Linked DNA regions of Homo sapiens: region 1 is linked to region 2. A link is an interaction called in ENCODE POLR2A ChIA-PET data of the cell type or tissue named here. Cell type or tissue: Panc1. All regions are shown on one strand. Links, peaks and the distances in the headings refer to the core of each region. The heading gives the core; the rest is flanking DNA. Region 1 overlaps CHP1 (calcineurin like EF-hand protein 1). Region 2 overlaps OIP5 (Opa interacting protein 5).

What was found. Peaks named below come from ENCODE experiments on the same cell type or tissue, not always from the same donor. Only the 100,000 strongest peaks of a DNase experiment are listed, where the experiment ranks them.
Region 1: POLR2A ChIA-PET joins it to region 2 with 10 read pairs; 12 of 35 experiments call an interaction of 5 or more read pairs at or near these places.

The regions. Positions count from the first base shown.
Region 1 is chr15:41,244,500-41,253,909 of GRCh38, forward strand. The region is part of intron 2 of CHP1 (calcineurin like EF-hand protein 1); the gene reads left to right. Among named protein-coding and RNA genes, the nearest start is that of CHP1, 18 kb to the left of the region's middle. RefSeq lists a silencer at 4,398-4,598. In Panc1, for the core only: no CTCF peak of the experiment used is centred there; a DNase peak (open chromatin) is centred at 5,432.
Region 2 is chr15:41,319,849-41,329,258 of GRCh38, forward strand. The region is part of intron 2 of OIP5 (Opa interacting protein 5); the gene reads right to left. Among named protein-coding and RNA genes, the nearest start is that of OIP5, 8.0 kb to the right of the region's middle. In Panc1, for the core only: no CTCF peak of the experiment used is centred there; no DNase peak of the experiment used is centred there.

The DNA.
Region 1 (9,410 bases), core at 805-8,804, 75 kb before region 2:
AGTCTAGAGCAGTGGTTCTCATCTGAGGGCCATTTTGCCACCTGGGGCAAAATGTCTGGAAACATTTTTAATTGCCATGACTGGAGAATGCTACTAGTGCCTAGTGGGTTGTGGCCAGAGATGCTGCTAAACATCCTACAGTGCACAGGACAGCCCCCATGACAAATAATTATTCTGGTCTAGATGTCGGTAGTGCCAAAATTGAGAAACTCTGGTCTAGGTAAGTATATGATATCAGAGTGATGTAATGCTATATTGTTTTATGTTTGTAATTGTCTTACCATAATCAAATGAAATATTCTTTACCATTATCTCCCACACTAACTCTCAGTAGCAACCTTTCTTATGCTGTGGTTCTTCATCTTTGATTGGCATGTAATGAAGCTGTTGCCCTTCCTTTTGGCTGGCATGAAGCAGCTTAGGACTTCTTTAGAAAGTTTCTAGCACAGGTGTTGGATGTAGCATAAAGGGGGAAGGAATACAGTTGCTAAGCCTTTGGACGTAATCATCACCCCAAATGGAAACCCCATACTCATTAAGCATGGGGTTAAGCATACCTATTAAGCATACGTATTTCCCCCTTCTCTCATCCCCTGGCAACCATAAATCTACCTTCTTTTTCTCTCTGGACAATTCATATAAATGGAATTATATGGCCCTCTCATAACTGACTTCTTCTGGCTGGACACGGTGGCTCATGCCTGTAATTCTAGCACTTTGGGAGGCCAAGGCGGGCGGATCACCTGAGATCAGGAGTTCGAGACCAGGCTGGCCAACATGGGGAAACCCCGTCTCTATTAAAAATACAAAAATTAGCGTGGCGTGGTGGTGGGCGCCTGTGCGTGGTGGTGGGCGCCTGTAATCCAAGCTACTCAGGAGGCTGAGGCAGGAGAATTGCTTGAACTTGGGAGGTGGAGGTTGCAGTGAGCCCAGATTGTGCTGCTGTATTCCAGCCTGGGCGACAGAGAGAGACTTTGTCTCAAACAAACAAACTGACTTCTTCTACTTAACATGATGTTTTTAAGGTTCATCCATGATGTAGCATATACCAGTACTTCATTCCTTTTTATGGCTGAATAAATAGTCTGTCATATGGATATGCCACATTTGTGTATCCATTCAGCAGTTAGTAAACATTTGAGTTTACACCTTTTGAGTATTGCAAATAGTGTTGCTTTAAACATTTTTGGGTGCACATATGTTTTAATTTCTCTTGGACGTATACCTAGGAGTGGAATGGTGGGTCATATGAGTTGTCTTTTCACTCTCTTTGTAGTGTTCTTTAAAGCACAAAAGTTTTTAATTTTGATGAAGTCCAGTTTCTTTAATATTTCTTTCAGTGCTTGTGCTTTTGGTATCATATATAAGAAACCATTGCCAAATCCAGTGTCCCAAAGGCTTATCCTATATCTTCTTGTAAGGGCTTTATGGTTTTAGTTCTTATATTAAGGTCTTTTGATTTATTTTGAGTTGGTTTTGTATATGGTGTCAGAGAAGAGTCCAACATCATTTTTTTTTGCATGTGGATATCCAGTTGTACCAGCACCATTCGTTGAAGACGCTATTAAAACTATGTGAATTTACACTTGAAAAATAACTAGACTAGAAATCCCTATTTGTAATTTTAGCTCCAATACTTAAAAATTCCTTTGAGTTTATACTTGCCTCATAAATTCAGACTTAACCACCCAGTAAAGACTTAAAATTTATATTCTGAGTTCTTTTCTTCTTTGTAGAAAGTGGGTGGTTTCTAAATGTGTGTGTTTTTATCATGTTTGCTGTGTGCTGGAAAATAATCGAAAAGTTTTTTTTTTAATGAGCTGTTTCTTTTTTTTTTAAGATGGAGTTTCACTCTTGTTGGCCAGGCTGGAGTGCAATGGTGTGATCTCGGCTCACTGCAACCTCTGCCTCCCGGGTTCAAGTGATTCTCCTGCCTCAGCTTCCTGAGTAGCTAGGATTACAGGCGCATGACACCACGCCCTGCTAATTTCTGTATTTTTAGTAGAAACGGGGTTTCACCATCTTGGCCAGGCTGGTCTCAAACTCCTGACCTCGTGATCCACCCGCCTTGGCCTCCCAAAGTGCTGGGATTAAAGGTGCGAGCCACCGTGCCTGGCCAAAAAGCTTTTTTTTTTTTTTTTTTTTTTTTTTGAGAGAGAGTCTCGCTCTGTAGCCCATGGTCTCGATATCCTGACCTCGTGATGCACCTGCCTGGCTAACGCAGTGAAACCCCGTCTCTATTAAAAATACAAAAAATTAGCTGGGCGTGGTGGCAGGCGCCTGTAGTCCCAGCTACTCGAGAGGCTGAGGTAGGAGAATCACTTGAACCTGGGAGGCGAGATCACGCTACTGCACTCCAGCCTGGGAGACACAGCTAGACTCCATCTCAAAAAATTAAAAAAAAGCCCGGGTGTGGTGGCTCACACCTGTAATCCCAGCACTTTGGGAGGCTGAGACGGGCGGATCACAAGGTCAGGAGGTCGAGACCATGGGCTACAGAGCGAGACTCTGTCTCAAAAAAAAAAAAAAAATGTTGAAAACTTTCCAGGCGTCAGTGTAGCCTGCTCCTTAAAATCTAAGTAAGGGCCAAGCGCAGTGGCTTACACCTGGCTGTAATCCAGCACTTTGGGAGGCCAAGGCAGGTGGATCACTTGAGGCCAGGAGTTTGAGATCGGCCTGGCCGACATGGTGAAACACCATCTTTACGAAAAATACAAAAATTAGCTGGGTGTGGTGGCGCATGCCTGGAATTCCAGGTACTTGGGAGGTTGAGGCAGGAAAATTGCTTGAACCCGGGAGGCGGAGGTTGTAGTGAACCAAGATTGCAGCACTGCCCTGCACCCTGGGCAACACAGTGAGATCCTGCCTTTAAAAAAAAAAAAAATTCTGGCCGGTTGTGGTGGCTCACTCTTGTAATCCCAGCACTTTGGGAGGCCGAGATGGGTGGATCAGCTGAGGTCAGGAGTTCGAGACCAGGCTGGCCAACATGGTAAAACCCCGTCTCTACTAAAAATACAAAAAAATTAACCAGGTGTGGTGGCGCACGCCTGTAATCCCAGCTACTTGGGAGGCTGAGGCAGGAGAATCACTTGAACCCGGGAGGTGGAGGTTGCAGTGAGCCGAGATCGTGCCACTGCACTCCAGCCTGGGCAGCAGAGCAAGACTCCATCTTAAAATAAATAAATAAATAGGGCCGGGCGCGGTGGTTCACGCCTGTAATCCCAGCACTTTGGGAGGCCGAGGCAGGCAGATCATGGGGTCAAGAGAAGACCAACCTGGCTAACACAGTGAAACCCCGTCTCTACTAAAAATACAAAAAATTAGCTGGGAGTGGTGGTGGGTACCTGTAGTCCCAGCTACTCGGGAGGCTGAGGCAGGAGAATGGTGTGAACCCGGGAGGCGGAGCTTTCAGTGAGCCGAGATCACACCACCATACTCCAGCCTGGGCGACAGAGCAAGACTCCGTCTCAAATAAAAAAATAAATAAATAAAATAAATAAATAAATAAATAAGTATCTAAGTAAGATTTGCTCAATCTGTAAGTTACCATTTCACAGCCTGTGGAAAACCAGCAGACTAGCTCACTCATTTGGTAGGTATTTACTGACTATCTATGATGTGCCAGACACTGTTCTCCATGCTGGCAATATTTTTTTTTTTTTTGTAAGAGACAGGGTCGCACTCTGTCTCCTAGGCTGGAGTGTAATGGCACCATCACAGCTCACTGCAACCTCAACCTCCTGGGCTCAGACAGTTCTCCCACCTCAGCTGCCCAAGTAGCTAGGACTACAGGCATGCATCACTATGCCTGGCTAATTTTTTTTTCTTTTTACTTTTAGCAAAAAAGCAAAAAAGCGCACATTATGTGGTACAATGGAATAGTTTCTTCTAGGTATTCAAGGTAGCTTGGTGCTTCTCCTGTTATTTTTATTTTATTTTCATTTTTTGTGGAGACACAGTCTCACCTTGTTGCCCATGCTGGTCTCAAACTCCTGGGCTCCATCAGTCCTCCCGCCATGGCCTCCCAAAGTACTGGGATTATAGGCATAAGCCACTGTACCTGGCCTGAAAGCTCTAGGTCTTAAACCTGTTCTTTGATCTCTATCATGGTGTGGATTGAAATATAAGAAAGGTTGGGCGAGGAGACTCATGCCTGTAATCCCAGCACTTTGGGAGGCTGAGGTGAGAGGATTCCTTGAGGCCCGGAGTCTCAAGACCAGCCTGAGCAACATAGTGAAACCCCGTCTCTACAAAAAATAAAAATAAATGAGAGAAGCACCAAGCTACCTTGAATACCTAGAAGAAATTAGCCAATTGTACCACATAATGTGCCACATAGTAAACGAGTAATATATTTTATGTAAATCGTTTTGTCAGACCCACCCACTACTGGGATTTCACTCTGGCTGTGCCTCCTGACAATTATCTTCTTAGCCTGTGGCCATCCGATTAAATTGTCTTCCCCTTCTCTCAGCCCTCTCCTCTTCTACCCCCTCTAGCCTTAGAAATGAGTTGGCCTAACTGGGAACTCTTCTCTAGTAGAATGATCCAGTTCTCTCCAGCCTTTGTTGCCAAACTCAGCTTAAGGCCTGTCTTGATGTTTCCAGGACCCATCAGAGTGCTCATCCGAATACAAGTGGCTTCCAATCTTTTGTTACCTGGAACAGCTTCCACCTTCTTTTTTTGGTTTTTGTTTTTGAGACAGGGTCTGACTCTATTGCCCAGGCTTGATTGCAGTGGCACCATCACGGCTCACTGTAGCCTCCCACCTCAGCCTCCTGAGTAGCTGGGACTACAGGCACGTGTCACTGCCTGGCTAACTTTTGTATTTTTTGTAGAGAGGAGGTCTCGCCATGTTCCCCATGACTGGTCTCGAACTCCTGAACTCAAACCATCTGCCTGCCTCAGTCTCCCAAAGTGCTGGGACTACAGATGTGTGCCACCATGCCTGGCCTTCACCTTCTTTTTTTTTTTTTTTTTTTTTTTTTTTTGAGATGGAGTCTCGCTCTGTCGTCCAGGCTGGAGTGCAGTGGCACGATCTCGGCTCACTGCAACCTCCGCCTCCCGGGTTCATGCCATTCTCATGCCTCAGCCAACCGAGTAGCTGGGACTACAGGTGCCCGCCACCACACCCAGCTAATTTTTTGTATTTTTAGTAGAGACGGGGTTTCACTGTGTTAGCCAGGATGGTTTTGATCTCCTGACCTTGTGATCCACCTGCCTTGGCCTCCCAAAGTGCTAAGATTACAGGCGTAAGCCACTGCGCCCGGCCTCGCCTTCACCTTAAGAAGGCAGTTGTAGTTATTAGGAGAAAGATTTTCACTTCAACAATTTTTTTTTTTTTTTTTTACTTTCCTCTTTCAAGGTGCTCCATGTCTGGGCCTGAAGCCAAATTCTGCAGAGTGAGAGGCTACAGTGTACAGTCTGGGGCATTCTGCATTCCTTTGTAGTGATCAGCTCCAGTGGAACATAAGGCAGAACTGTGGAAGGCTTTGGTTAGAATGGAGCTTCTTCAGAGTGCTTTCAGAGACTCACTCCGAAGCATGCTTTATAGAACAGTCATTCCTTGGTCTATCAATAGGTGTTATGTTAAAAAAAAAAAAAAAAAGCAAAAAGTTATTGACTAAAATTTGTGAAAACCTTGGTCAACAAGGTTAAATAGGCTACCTAATTACTAGATTTCACCACATCTTTAATTTACCTGGGTGAATTGGGAACATTCAAGGGAGAAGTGTTTGCCAAATTGATTTGCAATTTCCCTGTCTGCCTTTTTACATGGACCATCTCTTCAGATTGATATTTCACGGAATATAAATATACACTGTAACCTTATAAACCTTACTTTCTTCAGATGCCATTATTTTGGGTAAGATATTTCTACCATTGCCATAGAGATTGTTTTTTCTAAAAAGGCAGCTTAGGCCAGGCGCAGTGGCTCATGCCTGTAATCCCAGCACTTTGGGAGGCCGAGGCAGGGGAATCGCTTGAACCCGGGAGGCGGAGGTTGCAGTGAGCCAAGATCATGCCATTGCACTCCAGCCTGGGCAGTAAGAGTGAAATTCCATCTCAAAAATAAATAAATAATAAATAAATAAATAATAAAGAGGAGGAGAAGAAATAATTTTTAAAATAGGAACAAAATCCAGGTGAGGTTTCTTACCAAAAAAAAAAAAAAGGAACAGAAGCAAACTTCCCAGCTAAAGGGCCCATTTTTAGTCTAAGAAGGTTCACCTAATGCTGAACAATGAATAATAAAGAATACTTCACAATAAGATATATATAGATGAAATTTCAGAATATCAAGAGGAGATATTTAAGACTTTCTTTCTTTCTTTCTTTTTTTTTTTTTGAGACAGAGTCTCGCTCTGTCACCAGGCTGGAGTGCAGAGGCACAATCTCGGCTCACTGCAGCCAAGTTCACCGCTTCCGGGTTCAAGTGATTCTCCTGCCTCAGCCTCCAGAGTAGCTGCAATTATAGGCGTGCACTACCACGCCCAGTGAATTTTTTTATTTTTAGTAGAGACGGGTTTCACCATGTTGGCCAGGATGGTCTCGATCTCTTGACCTTGTGACCCACCCACCTCAGCCTCCCAAAGTGCTAGGATTACAGGTGTGAGCCACTGTGCCTGGCCCAGAGGATGTTTTTAAAGCAAACTTTATTGAAGTATAACATACAGAAAAGTGCACAAATCAAAAGCATTGGACATGATAAATTTTCACCAAGGGAAGACTATCCAGCCTCCAGATGAAGAAACTGATTATTACCAATACCCAGAAGCTTCCCTTATGCTCCTTTTGTCTTTACCTGCTCCCCTCCCCAAAGGGTAATCATTATCCTGCCTTGTAACTCCATAGATTACATCAGAACAAAGAATATTTAAAGAAGAGAAACCATCTTTGTGTTCAGATACTGACCAGGCTCTTACCTTAACCTGACCTGCAAAAGACCACTTTAGGACCCCTGGGGTCCCCAACCTCTGGGTTGCAGACCAGTACCAGTCTGTGGCCAGTTAGGAACCGGGCTACACAGCAGGAGGTGAACAGAATGCAAGTGAGCATTATCACCTGAGCACCGCCTCCGGTCAGATCAGTGGCGGCACTAGATTCTCATAGGAACAGAAACCCTATTGTGAACTGCCCATGTGAGGGATCTAGACTGAGTGCTCCTTATGAGAATCTAATGCCTGCTGATCTGAGGTTGAACAGTGTCATCCTGAAACTATCCTGTCTACCCCCAGGAGAAAAATTATTTTCCATAAAACTGGTCCCTGGTCCCAAAAAGGCTGGGGATCGCTGCCAGCTGCCTTTTTTTTTTTTTTTTTAATTAGAGACAGGGTTTCCCTATGTTGCCCAGGCTGGTCTCGGACTCCTGGGTTGGGATTACAGGCACATGCCACTATGCCTGGCTTATTTTGTATTTTTAATAGAGACAGGGTTTCTCCATATTGGTCAGGCTGGTCTCAAACTCCTGACCTCAGGCGATCTGCCCACCTTGGCCTCCCAAAGTGCTGGGATTATAGGCGTCAACCACCACGCCTGGCCATCTTATCCATTTAATTTAAAAATACTGATTAAGTGCTTTAGCTAATGGAAATTTTTGTCATTTCAGTGTTAATAAATATGTTGTACCATATGCTTAACCTCTCATACTACTTAAAATGGAAAGCTGTATTTTCTTTTCTTTTTTTTTTTTGAGACAGAGTCTCGCTCTGTTGCCCAGGCTGGAGTGGTACAATCTTGGCTGACTGCAACCTCCGCCTCCCGGGTTCAAGCAGTTCTCTGCCTCAGCCTCCCAAGTAGCTGGGATTACAGGCACCCGCCACCACGCCCGTCTGATTTTTGTATTTTTAGTAGAGACGGGGTTTTACCATCTTGGCCAGGCTCGTGTCTAACTCCTGACCTCATGATCCACCCACCTCGGCCTCCCAAAGTGCTGGAATTACAGGAGTGAGCCACCACGCCCGGCCTGGAAAGCTGTGTTTTCTAATTGAATGTGTGTTCCAGTGGGTATGTCCTATTAACAGATTTTAATCTCCTCATTATGTACAAGTCAACTAAAGCAACAACCTGTGGGTGCTTGAGATAGAAGTTACCTGTGAGGCTGAATCTCTCTGTAAGAGAAGGGACTTGCACAGTGAAGGTGAGCAGTATAGAGGGATGGCATGTCTGGTTACTAACAGTCTAAAAACCCTGGTTTTTCTAAGCATCCCTGTGCCCTTGAATGTTTGGAAAACCACTCCCCATTGGAAATTTCTTGGCCACAAAGAATGCCATCGTACATGGCTCTGTTCTCAGAATTGACTACTACCAGTGATACTGTCTTTTTCTAAAAAAATCTTCAAGGAAGGTTTTCCTAGGTATACCATGAGGCAGAACATAATGTTGGTATGCTTTTCAGTGAATCCACACAAATCTGTATTTCACATGGTTTTTTTTTTTTTTTTTTTTTTTTTTTTTTGAGATGGAGTCTCACTCTGTCACCAGGCTGGAGTGCAGTGGCGCAATCTTGGCTCACTGCAACCTCCACCTCCCAGGTTCAAGTGATTCTCCTTTCTCAGCCTCCAGAGTAGCTGGGACTACAGGCTCGCGCCACCATGCCCAGCTAATTTTTGTGTTTTTAGTAGAGACGGGGTTTCACCATGTTGGCCAGGATGGTCTTGATCTCTTGACCTCGTGATCCACCTGCCTCAGCCTCCCAAAGTGCTGGGATTACAGGCGTGAGCCACTGTGCCCGGCCTTCGGATGGATCTTATGCTTGTGGTGTTTAGGCCACTTTGGAGTATTTATTTTTTTCTATTAGGTTTATGTTGATGGGTAAATTTGAGAATCTAAGTTTTAGAGAAACTGCCCAGATCTACATTCTACTATAAAGCAACCAGTAATAATAACTTGTTCGTATATTATTTATTTAACAGTTGACAAAGTATTTATTTATTTATTTATTTATTTATTTATTTATTTATTTATTTATTTTGAGACGGAGTCTTGCTCTGTCACCAGGCTGGAGTGCAGTGGCGCAATCTTGGCTCACTGCAACCTCCACCTCCCAGGTTCATGCCATTCTCCTGCCTCAGTCTCCCGAGTAGCTGGGACTACAGGTGCCCGTCACCACGCCTAGCTAATTTTTTGTTTTTTTAGTAGAGACGGGGTTTCACCGTGTTAGCCAGGTTGGTCTTCATCTCTTGACCTCATGATCCTCCCGCCTCGGCCTCCCAAAGTGCTGGGATTACAGGTGTGAGCCACTGCGCCCGGCTGACAAATTATTTTTTATACTCTTTCTGTTTGTTTTGTTTTTTCTGTTTTGAAACAGGGTCTCACTCTGTCACCCAGGCTCGAGGGCAGTGATGTTACCATGGCTCCTTGCAGCCTTGACCTTCTAGGCTCAAACAATCCTCCCGCTTCAGCTTCCC
Region 2 (9,410 bases), core at 471-8,470:
CTCTGAAGCATTCCTAACACCTAAGTCAGGGTGAAAATTACATTGTAATAGGAATGAGACGGAAAGAATGTCACATTCAAGAAAGGGTAACTCAGATTGTAATTTAATTACATGCTGGATTGCGGATACCCTCGTATATTCTGGTCAAAGCAATCATGGATGTATAATTGTCGCTTCAGAAGAGAAAGGTAATTTACCCCTAATAAACACAAAAAGAGCTAACTAATCTGATTAACATTTAAACATTTAAAACTACAAATCATGTAAAATGGCTATCATTATATAAATTCACAGTTGTTGAAAAATAATCAAGTTGACTGGGGCCTTACTAAACAAATTGTTCATAGAACTAAAATCAAGGTTTGTCTTTTGCTTATATTAAAAAAGAAAGTTAATGAAAAAAATGCGCCCTCTCCCTCTCCCTCCTCTCCCCACGGTCTCCCTCTCCCTCTCTTTCCACGGTCTCCCTCTGATGCCAAGCCAAAGCTGGACTGTACTGCTGCCATCTCGGCTCACTGCAACCTCCCTGCCTGATTCTCCTGCCTCAGCCTGCCGAGTGCCTGCGATTGCAGGCACGCGCCGCCACACTTGACAGGTTTTCATATTTTTTTGGTGGAGACGGGGTTTCGCTGTGTTGGCTGGGCTGGTCTCCAGCTCCTAACCGCGAGTGATCCACCAGCCTCGGCCTCCCAGGGTGCCGGGATTGCAGACGGAGTCTCGTCTCGTTCACTCAGTGCTCAATGGTGCCCAGGCTGGAGTGCAGTGGCATGATCTTGGCTCGCTACAACCTCCACCTCCCAGCCGCCTGCCTTGGCCTCCCAAAGTGCCGAGATTACAGCCTCTGCCCAGCCGCCACCCCGTCTGGGAAGTGAGGAGCGTCTCTGCCTGGCCACCCATCGTCTGGGATGTGAGGAGCCCCTCTGCCTGGCTGCCCAGTCTGGAAAGTGAGGAGCGTCTCTGCCCGCCCGCCATCCCATCTAGGAAGTGAGGAGCGCCTCTTCCCGGCCGCCATCCCATCTAGGAAGTGAGGAGCGTCTCTGCCCGGCCTCCCATGGTCTGAGATGTGGGGAACGCCTCTGCCCTGCCGCCCCGTCTGGGATGTGAGGAGCGCCTCTGCCCGGCCGCGACCCTGCCTGGGAGGTGAGGAGCGTCTCTGCCCGGCTGCCCCATCTTGAGAAGTGAGGAGACCCTCCGCCCGGCAGCCTCCCTGTCTGAGAAGTGAGGAGCCCCTCCGCCCGGCAGCCACCCCATCTGGGAAGTGAGGAGCGTCTCCGCCCGGCAGCCACCCTGTCGGGGAGGGAGGTGGGGGGTCAGCCCCCCGCCCAGCCAGCCGCCCCGTCCAGGAGGGAGGTGGGGGGGTCAGCCCCCCGCCCGGCCAGCCGCCCCGTCCGGGAGGGAGGTGGGGTGGTCCAGCCCCCCGCCCGGCCAGCCGTCCCGTCCTGGAGGGAGGTGGGGGGGTCAGCCCCCCGCCCGGCCAGCCGCCCCGTCCGCGAGGTGATGGGCGCCTCTGCCCGGCCGCCCCTACTGGGAAGTGAGGAGCCCCTCTGCCCGGCCACCACCCTGTCTGGGAGGTGTACCCAACAGCTCATTGAGAATGGGCCATGATGACAATGGCAGTTTTGTGGAATAGAAAAGGGGGAAAGGTGGGGAAAAGATTGAGAAATCGGATGGCTGCTGTGTCTGTGTAGAAAGAAGTAGACATGGGAGACTTTTCATTTTGTTCTGTACTAAGAAAAATTCTTCTGCCTTGGGATCCTGTTGATCTATGACCTTACCCCCAATCCTGTGCTCTCTGAAACATGTGCTGTGTCCACTCAGGGTTAAATGGATTAAGGGCGGTGCAAGATGTGCTTTGTTAAACAGATGCTTGAAGGCAGCATGCTCCTTAAGAGTCATCACCACTCCCTAATCTCAAGTACCCAGGGACACAAACACTGCGGAAGGCCGCAGGGTCCTCTGCCTAGGAAAACCAGAGACCTTTGTTCACTTGTTTATCTGCTGACCTTCCCTCCACTATTGTCCTATGACCCTGCCAAATCCCCCTCTGCGAGAAACACCCAAGAATGATCAATAAAAAAATAAATAAATAAATAAATAAATAAAAAAGAAAAAAATGCGCAGACTAAAAGAGAAAGAAAAGGGAATCCTATTACCCTAGCAAGCCATCTATTTTGTTTTCCTTATCCTCTGAAAAGATTACTGATGAAGAGTCAGATGTTGATTTTAGCTCTCATTACAATTCTTGAGCAAGTCATCATATTTGCTGGTATATAAGACATATTTAAATATTAGAAAGAAACATTTTGGTCAGGCACAGTGGTTCACACCTACTGTAATCCCAGCACTATGAGAGGCCAAAGTGGGCAGATAGCTTGAGCCCAGGAATTCGAGAGCAGCCTAGGCAACATGGTAATACCCCGTCTTAAAAAATAAATAAATGTTTTACAAGAAAAGCACTTTAAGAAAATATTTCATCATGCATGTGCTAAAAGCAATTTTAAAGTGGTTTGGTAAAGGAAAAATAAATTGTATTAATATATAGTATGAAGTTTTTTTTGGTTTTTTTTTGAGACAAGTTCTTGCTCTGTCGCCCAGGTTAGAACGTAGTGATACAATCATAGCTCACTGCAGCCTTGAATTCCTGGGCTCAACTGATCTACCTGCCTCAGCTTCCCAAAGCTGGGACTACAGGTGCATGCTACCATGCCCTACTAATTTTTTTTTTGGCAGAAATGGGGTCTTACTTTGTTTCCCAGGCTAGGAGAATTCTATTAACAAAATACAACATAAAAATCACATAGCTAGCCCGGGCATGATGGCTCACGCCTGTAATCCCAGCACTTTGGGAGGCCAAGGCGGGTGGATCACCTGAGGTCAGGAGTTCGAGACCAGCCTGGCCAACGTGGCGAAACCCTGTCTCTACTAAAAATAAAAAAATTAGCCAGGCCTGGTGGCGGGTGCCTGTAATCCCAGCTACTTAGGAGGGTGAGGCAGGAGAATCGCTTGAACCTGGGAGGCGGAGGTTGCAGTGAGCGGAGATTGTGCCACTGCACTCCAGCCTGGGCAACAAGAGCGAAACTCCATCTTAAAAAAGAAAAAAAAAAATCACATAGCTAAAAAGAAATATTCATGTCAGTGGATACTAAAAAAGAACAAATAACAATATATTGAGTTTATTGGTAAATGAAGTCCCACACCCACACCACACATATAGTAATGTAATCTTGTGAATATAGTTAACCAAAAAGCAAAATATGAAATAAAGTGTCATTAATTTGAAATTCCACGTAGGAATTAATTAATTCAGACAAAGCACAGTACTTATAAACAAATGTCTCAGTGGAAATTAATTTAATTTCCATTCGGGCGCAATGGCTCACGCTTGTAATCCCAGCATTTTGGGAGGCAGGCAGATCACTTGAGATCAGGAGTTTGAGAACAGCCTGGTCAACATGGTGAAACTCCGTCTCTACTAAAAATACAAAATTTAGCTGGGTTTCCAGAAGGTTTTTGATTTACTTTGCCCAGATCCATCAGAGGAATAACTATCTATAGTAGCTATAGATAGTAATAGTAAATGAGCATTGACTTCAACTTAAAGTCACCAGCTGCAATAGCCCCTAACAAGAAAGCCTGTCCTTTGAAGCTTTTTTTTCTTTTTCTTTTGGATGGAGTGCAGTGGTACAATCACAGCTCACTACAGCCTTGACATCCCAGACTCAAGTGATCCTCCCACCTCAGCCTTCCAAGTAGCTGGGACCACAGGTACACACTAAAATGCCCATCTAATTTTTAAATTTTTCGTAGAGACAGGTTCTTGCTATGTTGCCCAGGCTGGTCTTGAACTCCTGTGCTCAAGCAATCCTCCCACTTTGGTCTCCCAAAGTGCTGGGATTACACATGTGAGTCACTGTGACCAGCTCCTTTGAAGCCAGGTAATGACTTCTCCTTTCTACCTATGAAAGTCTGAGATGGTATCTTCTTCCAACAGAAGGCTGTTTCATCTGCACTGAAAATATGTTCTTTAGTGTACCCACTTTCATTTTCTGTAGCTTCTGCATCAGTACTTGCTGTTTCACTTTGGACTTTTGTTATGGAGAAGGTTTCTTTCCTTAAATCTCATGAACCAACCTCTGCTTTTTTTTTTTTTTTTTTTTTTAAGATGGTCTTGCTCTGTCACCCACCCAGGCTGGAGTGTGGTGGCACAATCACAGCTCCATTGCAGCCTCGACCTCTCTGGGCTCAAGCCAGCCTTCCTTCTCAGCCTCCCAAGCAGCTGGGACTATAGGTGTGCGCCACCACATCCGGCTAAATTTTTTTGTATTTTGTAGAGACAGCATTTCACCATGTTGCCCAGGTTGGTCTCAAACTCCTGGGTTCAACCAGTCCACCCACCTCGGCCTCCCAAAGTGCTGGGATTACAGGCGTGAGCCATTGCACCGAGCCAACATTTGATACTCTAAACTTCTTCTGCAGCTTCCTCACCTCTCAGCCTTCACAGAATTGAACAGAGTTAGGGCCTTGTTCTGGATTAGGCTTTAGTTTAAAGGAATGTTGTGGCTGATTTGATCTTCTACTCATACCACTCAAACTTTCTCCATATCAGCTTATCACTGGAATAGCACTTTTAATTTCCATTTATTTATTTGTTTGTTTGTTTGATGGAGTTTCGCTCTTGTTGCCCAAGGTGGAGTGCAATGGTGTGTTCTTGGTGCACTGCAACCTCCGCCTCCCGGGTTCAAGCAATTCTCCTGCCTCAGCCTCCCAAAGAGCTGGAATTACAGGTGTGCGCCACCATGCCCGGCTAATTTTGTATTTTTAGTAGAGATGGGGTTTCACCATGTTGGTCAGGCTGGTCTTGAATTCCTGACCTCATGTGATCCACCCGCCTCAGTCTCCCAAAAGTGCTGGGATTACAAGCGTGAGCCACCGCGCCTAACCCCATTTTTTTTCTTCATATTCACAATTTGGCATGACTTCACATGCCTTCCTCACTAAGCTTAATCATTTCTAGCTTTTGATTTAAAATGAGAGACTTGCAACTTTTTCTTTCACTTGAACACTTAAAGGCCATTGTTGGGTTATTAATTGGCCTGAGAAGGCAAGACTGAATGGCTAGTTGGTGGAAGTCAAAACACAGGCATGTATTGATTAAGTTTGCTATCTTCAATGGGTGCGGTTTGTGGCATCCCACAATTACAATAGTAACAGCAAAGATCACTGATCACAGATCAGTGTTAACAGACATAATGATGAAAAGGTTTTAAAAACTGCCAGAATTGGCCGGGCGCAGTGGCTGTAATCCCAGCACTCTGGGAGGCCGAGGGAGGCAGGTCATGAGGTCAGGAGATCAAGACCATCCTGGCTAACATGGTAAAACCCCATCTCTACTAAAACTACAAAAAAATTAGCCGGGTGTGGTGGCGGGCCCCTGTAAGTCCCAGCTACTCGGGAGGCTGAGGCAGGAGAATGGTGTGAACCCAGGAGGCTGAGCTTGCAGTGAGCCTAGATCACGCCACTGCACTCCAGCCTGGGTGACAGAGCGAGCCTCCGTCTCAAAATAAATAAATAATAAAAATAAAAACTGCCAGAATTACCAACATGTGACACAGAGACACAAAGTGAGCACATGCTGTTAGAAATGGTGTCAACAGACTTGCTCAACAAAAGCTTGTCACAAACCTTCAATTTGTTAAAAAAAAAAAAAAATGCAGTCCCTGGGCTGGGCGCAGTGGCTCACACCCGTAATCCCAGCACTATGGGAAGCCAAGGCAGGTGGATCATTTGAGGTCAGGAGTTCAGGACCAGCCTGGCAAACACGGCGAAACCCATCTCTAATAAAAATACAAAAATTAGCTGGGCGTGGTGGCACGCACCTGTAATCCCAGCTACTAGGGAGGCTGAGGCAGGAGAGTTGCTTGAACCCGGGATGTGGAGGTTGCAGTGAGCCAAGATCATGCCACTGCACTTCTGTCTGGGCAACAGAGCAAGACTCCGTCTCAAAAAAAAAAAAAAAAAATTGCATTACCTGGGCTGGGCATAGTGGCTCACACCTGTAATCCCAGCACTCTGGAAGGCCAAGGTGGGCAGATCACTTGAGGTCAGGAGTTCAGGACCAGCATGGCCAACATGGCAAAACCCTGTCTCTACTGAAAATACAAAAGTTAGCTGGGTGTGGTAGGGCACACCTGTCATCCCAGCTACTAGGGAGGCTAAGGCAGAAGAATTGCTTGAAGCCAGGGGGCAGAGGTTTCAGTGAGCCGAGATAATGCCACTGGACTCTAGCCTAGGTGACAGAGTGTGACTCCATCTCAAAAAAACAAACAAACAAAAAAGCAGTATCTGCAAGTGCAGTAAAACACAGTATATTTTATTGAATATTACTATAAAACAAGGAAAAGAAAATTGCAATAAGTTCAGATAGTGAGATTAATGATATAGCGGTGCCTCAGTGGCTAAACCATGGTTTATGATTTAAAAAAATTTATCCTAAGTTGACCACTGTAGAAGAAAAAAAGAACTTCATTCCCACACTTTGCCTCTGATCATGTGTATAGTCTGTGGCTCCTTATTGTTTTTTGTTTGTGATTTTTTGAGATGGAGTTTCGCTCATTCCCCAGGCTGGAGTGCAATGGCGTGATCTTGGCTTACCACAACCTCCGTCTCCTAGGTTCAAGTGATTCTCCTGACTCGGCCTCCCAAGTGAGTAGCTGGGATTACAGGCGTGCACCACCACGCTTGGCTAATTTTGTCTTTTACTAGACACGGGGTTTCCCCGTGTTGGCCAGGCTGGTCTCGAACTCCTGACCTCAGGTGATCTGCACACCTAGGCCTTCCAAAGTGCCGGCATTACAGGTGTGAGCCACCGTGCCCGGCCCCATGTTTTTAACAATCTTACCACAGTAGGTACTACGTCTCTAACCATCCGTGCTGAGCTGCTTTGGGTTGCCTTGCTCTGCCACTAAGGGTTAGCATCACCTAGCTTGCTGGGCCTTCCATCATTACATTGGATCATGGGCACTGGAGAATATTATAGGAGGAAAATACTTCCAATACACTACCAAATACAACTGTTTCTCCATATCCTTATCAGTAGAATGAGGTCAACTAGATTATGTTATTTTTTTGGTTATAACAGTCTGTGAATCTACAAGACAACAGGAAGTAATACCAAAGTGATGAAGAGTTGATTTACTGTATGTGATTTGTTTCAAAATACTCCAGGAATTAAAAAAAAAAAAAAGTGAAGAGTATAGAGGAAAATAATTGTCAAAATATTAATAACTGTTGAAACTGGGTACCTGGGGCTTATTATAGTGTTTGTGGTATGTTTAAATTTTTTTTTTTTCTGAGATGGAGTCTTCCTCTTGTCACCCAGGTTGGAGTGCAATGGTGTGATCTCGGCTCACTGCAACCTCCGCCTCCTGGGTTCAAGCGATTCTCCTGCCTCAGCCTCCCCAGTAGCAGGGATTACAGGCGCCCACCACCACGCCCAGCAAATTTTTGTATTAGTAGAGATGGGGTTTCGCTATGTCATCCAGGCTGGTGTTGAACTCCTGACCTCGTGATCCTCCCGCCTCGGCCTCCCAAAGTGCTGGGATTACAGGCGTGAGTCACTGTACCCAGCCAGAATTGGGATATATCTTTAAAAAGAAAAGAGGCTGGGCGCAGTGGCTCACGCCTGTAATCCCAACACTTTGGGAGGCTGAGGTGGGAGGATCACGAAGTCAGGAGATTAAGACCATCCTGGCCAACATGGTGAAACCCCGTCTCTACTAAAATACATAAAATTAGCCAGATGTGGTGGCATGCACCTGTAGTCCCAGTTACTCGGGAGGCTGAGGCAGGGGAATCACTTGAACCCGGGAGGCGGAGTTTGCAGTGAGCCAAGATCCTGCCACTGCACTTCAGCCTGGGCTACAGAGCAAGACTCCATCTCAAAAAAATAAAAAATAAAATAAAATAATTGAAAAGAAAGGCTGAGTGCAGTGGCTCATGCTTGTAATGCCAGCACTTTGGGAAGCAAAGGTGGGCAGATCACTTGAGTTCAGGAGTTCAAAACCAGCCTGGGCAACATGTTGAAACCCTATCTCTACAACAAATTAGCTGGGCATGGTGGTGCATGCCTTATAGTCCTAGCTACTTGGGAGGCTGAGGTGAAAGGATGGCTTGAGCCTGGGAGGCGGAGGTTGTTCTCCATCCTGGGTAAAAGAGCCAGACTCCATCTCAAAAAATAAATAAATAGAAAAAAGTTTCTTATAAAGATCCTTACCAAAATATTTATGGATGGAATGATGTAATTTCAGGTATCTGCTTCAAAACATTGTGGAGGATAGATATTTTGTTTTGTTTTAGAGATGAAGTCTCGCTATGTTGCTCATGATGGTCTTGAACTCCTGGGTTCAAGTGATCCTCCCACCTTGGCCTCCAAAAGTGTTGGGATTACAGGCGTGAGCCAGCATGATAAGCCAACTATGATTTTAGATGAAACAAGATTGGCCAAGAGTTGATAAGTGCTCTAGTTTAGTGACAGGTAGACAGAGGTTCATTATATTCTTCTCTCGGGTTTGAATTTGCCATAACAATTAGAAAAAAATGTACTTCACTTATAATACAAACAAAATTCCATTTAAATATGCTGTTGAGCACAACAAAAGCTCAGGGTAAAAAAGCTATTTCTAAGTGTCAACATACTATAATAATCCTTTTTAAAATTAGTTACAATAAATCCTCTACCAGTAAGAGAACAATAAAATGTAGACGGAAGTAACCTTGTATCTGTCTACTTTATGACTTTGAATCTAAGAGGTTCATGCCAATTGTAGAATGTTTAAATAAATGTCGGAGGGAGTATATTTTAGGAGTATTCAAATATGACAGATTGAGAGGGATCAATTTATTTCACATGCCTCATTAAGAGTAAAGTTAAGGCCTGGTGCGGTGGCTCACACCTGTAATCCCAGCACTTTGGGAGGCTGAGGCAGGTGGATCACAAGGTCAGAAGTTCGAGACCAGCATGGCCAACATGGTGAAACCCCGTCTCTACTAAAAATATAAAAATACAAAAATTAGCCAGGCATAGTGGCGTGCGCCTGGAATCCCAGCTACTCGGGAGGCTGAGGTAGGAGAATAGCTTGAACCCGGGAGGCGGAGGTTGCAGCGAGCCAAGATCCCGCCACTGTGCTCCAGCCTGGGTCAGAGCAAGACTCCATCTCAAAAAAAAAAAAAAAAAAAAAAAAAAAAGAATAAAAAGAACCCGAGTCTGCTGTCTCTAAAATTTATGCTCTTTTAGCTGCATCATTAATCATCCTCTTAATTCATTCTCTGACCCCATCTAGGTAATGAACCTACACTTAGAAAAAAATCAAGTTGTCTTGAGCTGTGCCATTTCATAACCCTCTTCGTAAGTC